Linked DNA regions of Homo sapiens: region 1 is linked to region 2. Evidence: read pairs that join two places in POLR2A ChIA-PET (ENCODE). Cell type or tissue: CD4-positive, alpha-beta T cell. All regions are shown on one strand.

Region 1 (2,500 bases), 62 kb after region 2:
GAAAATGTGAAGACTTTTGGGCAAGACCAGGAGCGAGGACTTCAGGTGTTTATCAATTACTTCAAGGGCTAGGCCCTATTCCAGATATCTCCACAGCAACAGACCTTCTTTTGCATTTTAACTGTAGTCAGTGACTCCAAACCATTCCTCCTTGGGGAGAACATGAAGAACTCCTTGTCTGGTTTAGGATTTACACATCTGGGGAATCCTTGTCTTTACTAACCTGTTCCAGCTGCCCTGGTCCAGCTCTCCAGAGAACTCAATGTCACATGGGAGAATGAGGCACAGCTGCAGCTTGCAGTGAGCAGCTCCGCCAGGCAAACAGCCACCTCCCTTGTCAGAACAGAGAGAAACACCAGGCCCCTGGGGCTCTGTGCCAGAGGAATTTAGAATGTATTCCCCCTCTTGGGTCAGCCACTTCCCTGAGCCTAAAGGACTTCCCACGCCTGCTTTTCTCTGACCTCCCTGAGGAGTCACAGTTCCTCAACAAGCTAGCCACACTGATTTAGCATCCTTACCCACATGAACTATCTCCTACCCCTAGCCTCCTCCCATCTCCATCCCCAGTCTCTTTACTTGCTCTTTCCTATGCTTGGAAAAATCTGGCATAGTCCTTCCCATTCTGACCTTCTGCCCTGAAAGGCACAGATGGAGAAACACTTCTTCACTGAGCAATTACCTTGACAGCAGCCACATTTGGGGAGACAAGTAGAGACACCACCAGTTTTTAGGACTTCTCTACTTCTCCATAATTGGGTCCTTGTCATTAGGACTAAATCACCAAAACTGCCAGCAGCAGGGTGGTCAAGTCTCTCAGGAAAACTGTACTAGATATTCCTAATCTTTTCAAGAAAACCTGCTCTGCCCACTGGTCTGAAAGAGGCAGCTCTATCCTCCCATATGATCTTAACTGCATGGGCCATGACTGGATCATGATGAACAACTGACCAAAGAGAACTCAATCCGTTAGCTAGACAGTGGCTTATGACTCATGTGGTCCAGCTCAAACAGATGAGCTGGGCCAATCAGACCCTCACAAATTGTGTATCAAGACACACACAAGCCAGTTGCTATCAGTGCTGTCGGGAAGGCCACTGGAGTCATACGCAAGGTGAGTAAGCAGAGGAATTTGGTCAAGACGGGGCGGGAGGGAACAGAAGCATAGACAGAGGCAGAGATGGGAAGGCCACGATGATATGAAAAGATAGAGTAGCCCAGCTGTGCCTTCTAGCTCCCAGCCCCACCCTGTGAGGCTTACTCTACCTTTCATCTTTGCCCTATGACTTTCATTCAGTCTCCTTCTGGCGGAAGCTAGTTCAAACAAGGTTTCGTTTCTTTACAGTCAAAAGAATCTTAATGTAAGCAGTTTCTCCAGAATAGCTTCCTGTGTCTAAACATTTTTCCGGACGTGCTGCATTGTAGTCTGAGTCTCCTGTTAGTCAAAATAATAAATATAGCCATCACTTTCTGAATGCTTTCATTATGCCAGGCAGTGTGCTAAGAGCTTCATACATATTATCTCATTTTTTCTCATAGCGATGTAGTAGTAGTATCCCTGTTATACATGTAAGAAAACTAAGAATTAGAAAAGCTATGCAAAATTGCCCAAGGTCATGCACTTTCTAAGTGGGAGACCCAGCATCTGACTCTGTGCTCCTAACTATCCTTAGGATGTTGTCCTTTGTACAGTCAGACTGGCAGGATTAAGCATTGCAGCTGCAACCTGCAGGAATGTGGCTATAGGCTCCACAGGCCCTCCTGGGAGGGGCCAACATCCTAATGCCGTAAACCAACAAGGATGTCCAAGGTGGGACTAAGAATTATAGAGGCCACCACAGACACTGGTCACAACACCTACTCTCCCACCAGTGGGTCTCAAAAAAGATCAGAAGCATAAATCCCTTTTCCCATCTCCAGCTCATTACAGGATTCCAAGAGGAAATGTGAAAATGAAAACATGTTAGGAAGCCAGGCGCGGTGGCTCACGCCTGTAATCCCAACACTTTGGGAGGCCGAGGCAAGCGGATTACCTGAGGTCAGGAGTTCAAGACCAGCCTGGCCAACATGGTGAAACCCCCTCTCTACTAAAAATACAAAAATTAGCTGGACACTGTGGCATGCTCCTGTAATCTCAGCTACTCAGGAGGCTGAGGCACGAGAATCACTTGAACCTGGGAGGCAGAAGTTGCAGTGAGCAGAGATCACGCCACTGCACTCCAGCCTGGGCAACATACTCCACCTAAAAAAAAAAAAAAAAAAAAAAAGCAAGAAAGAAAGCAAGAAAAGAAAAAAAGAAAACATGTTAGGAAAGGCAGATGTGACTGCAAACTTACCTACAGCCCTGATGATTTTTTGAGGAACAATTCCTAAATATATTAAGTAATACAGAGGTAAACTTGATTTAAAAAAAAAATCTCCTTTATTTATCCCTTGGTAACCCTAAACATATTTTTAAATGAACATTTTCTAAATATAATGTCCTGGAGATTATTGTTAGGCT
Region 2 (2,500 bases):
CAAAAATCACAAGCATTCTTATACACCAATAATAGACAAGCAGAGAGCCAAATCATGAGTGAACTCCCATTCACAATTGTTACAAAGAAATAAAATACCTAGGAATACAACTTACAAGGGAAATGAAGGACCTCTTCAAGGACAACTACAAACTACTGCTCAAGGAAATCAGAGAGGACACAAACAAATAGAAAAACATTCCATGCTCATGGAAGGGAAGAATCAATATCACGAAAATGGCAATACTACCCAAAGTAATTTATAGATTCAATGCCATTCCCATCAAGGTATTGTTGACTTTCTTCACAGAATTAGAAAAAAACTACTTTAAATTTCATATGGAACCAAAAAAGAGCCTGCATAGCCAAGACAATCCTAAGCAAAAAGAACAAAGCTGGAGGCATCACACTACCTGACTTCAAACTGTACTGCAAGGCTACAGTAATGAAAACAGCATGGTACTGGTACCAAAACAGATATATAGACCAATGGAACAGAACAGAGCCCTCAGAAATAACGCCACGCAACTACAATCACCTGATTTTCAACAAACCTGACAAAAACAAGCAATAAGGAAATAATTCCCTATTTAATAAATGGTGCTGGGAAAACTGGCTAGCCATATGCAGAAAACTGACCCTTCCTTACACCTTATTCAAAAATTAACTCAAGATGGATTAAAGACTTAAACATAAAACCTAAAACTTTAGAAACCCCAGGAGAAAACCTAGGCAATACCACTCAGGACATAGGCATGGGCAAAGCCTTCATGACTGAAACACCAAAAGCAATGGCAATAAAAGCCAAAGCAGACAAATGGGATCAAATTAAACTAAAGAGCTTCTGCACAGCAAATGAAACTATCATCAGAGTGAACAGGCAACCTGTTCAGAATGGGAGAAAATTTTTGCAATCTGCCCATCTGACAAAGGGCTAATATCGAGAATCTACAAGGAACTTAAACAAATTTACAAGAAAAAAATGAACAACTCCATCAAAAAGTGGGTGAAGGACCTGAACAGATACTTCTCAAAAGAAGACATTTATACACTCCACTTCCAAGAGGGGCAAATAGGAACAGCTCCGGTGTGCAGTTCCCAGCAAGATCGACAGAGAAGTTGGTTATTTCTACATTTCCAACTGAGGTACCTGGTTCATCCTGGGACTGGACAGTGGGTGCAGCCCATGGAGGGTGAGCTGAAGCAGGGCAGGTGTCGCCTCACCTGGGAAGCACAAGGGGTTAGGGGATTTCCCTTTCCTAGCCAAGGGCTGCTGTGACAGACTGTAACTGGAGAAACGGTACACTTCTGACAAAATACTGCACTATTCCCACAGTCTTAGCAACTGGCAGACCAGGAGATATTCTCCTGTGCCTAGCTTGGCAGGTCCCACTCCCACGGAGCCTTGCTCACTGCTAGTGCAGCAGTCTGAGATTGACCTGCCTTGCTGCAGCTGGATGGGGGGAGGGGTGTCCACCATTGCTGAGGCTTGAGTAGCTCACAATGTAAACAAAGAGGCCTGGAAGCAGGAACTGGGTGGAGCCCACCGCAGCTCAGCAAGGCCTACTGCCTCTATAGATTCCACTTCTGGGGGCAGGGCATAGTAGAACAAAAGGCAACAGAAAGCTTCTGCAGACTTAAACATCCCTGTCTGACAGCTCTGAAGAGAGCAGTGGTTCTCTCAGCATGGCGTTCGAGCTCCGAGAATGGACAGACTGCCTCCTCAAGCAGGTCCCTGACCCCTGTGTAGCCTGACTGGGAAACACCTCCCAGTAGGGGTCAACAGACACTCAAACAGGTAGGTGCCCATCTGTGACGAAGCTTCCAGAGGAAGGATCAGGCAGCAATATTTGCTGTTCTGCAGCCTCCACTGGTGATACCCAGGCAGACAGGGTCTGGAGTGGACCTCCAGCAAACTCCAACAGACCTGCAGCTGAGGGGTCTGACTGTTAGAAGGAAAACTAACAAACAGAAAAAAAATAGCATCAACATCAAAAAAAAGGACATCCACACCAAAACCCCATCTGTAGGTCACCAACGTCAAAGACCAAAGGTAGATAAAACCACAAAGATGGGTAGAAACCAGAGCAGAAAAGCTGAAAATTCCAGAAAGCACAGCAACTCTTCCCCTCCAAAGGATCACAGCTTCTTGCCAGCAACAGAACAAAACTGGATGGAGAATGAATTTGTTGAGTTTTCAGAAGTAGGCTTCAGAAGGTCGATAGTAACAAACTTCTCCGAGCTAAAGGAGCATGTTGTAACCTATCACAAGGAAGCTAAAAACCTTGAAAAAAGGTTAGACAAATGGCTAACTAGAATAAACAGTGTAGAGAAGACCATAAATGACCTGATGGAGTAGAAAACCATGGCACAAGAACCTCGTGATGGATGCACAAGCTTCAATAGCTGATTTGATCAAGTGGAAGAAAGGATATCAGTGACTGAAGATCAAATTAATGAAATAAAGCAAGAAGACAAGATTAGAGAAAAAAGAGTGAAAA

What was found. Peaks named below come from ENCODE experiments on the same cell type or tissue, not always from the same donor. Only the 100,000 strongest peaks of a DNase experiment are listed, where the experiment ranks them.
Region 1: POLR2A ChIA-PET joins it to region 2 with 11 read pairs; 4 of 35 experiments call an interaction of 5 or more read pairs at or near these places.

What each region holds. Positions count from the first base shown.
Region 1 is chr12:46,522,867-46,525,366 of GRCh38, reverse strand. All of the region lies in intron 3 of SLC38A4-AS1 (SLC38A4 antisense RNA 1), which reads right to left. Among named protein-coding and RNA genes, the nearest start is that of SLC38A4-AS1, 140 kb to the right of the region's middle. In CD4-positive, alpha-beta T cell, no CTCF peak of the experiment used is centred here; a DNase peak (open chromatin) is centred at 1,266; H3K4me3 peaks cover 712 bases; H3K27ac peaks cover 1,734 bases.
Region 2 is chr12:46,585,016-46,587,515 of GRCh38, reverse strand. All of the region lies in intron 3 of SLC38A4-AS1 (SLC38A4 antisense RNA 1), which reads right to left. Among named protein-coding and RNA genes, the nearest start is that of SLC38A4-AS1, 200 kb to the right of the region's middle. RefSeq lists enhancers at 742-1,496, 1,497-2,251. In CD4-positive, alpha-beta T cell, no CTCF peak of the experiment used is centred here; a DNase peak (open chromatin) is centred at 1,505.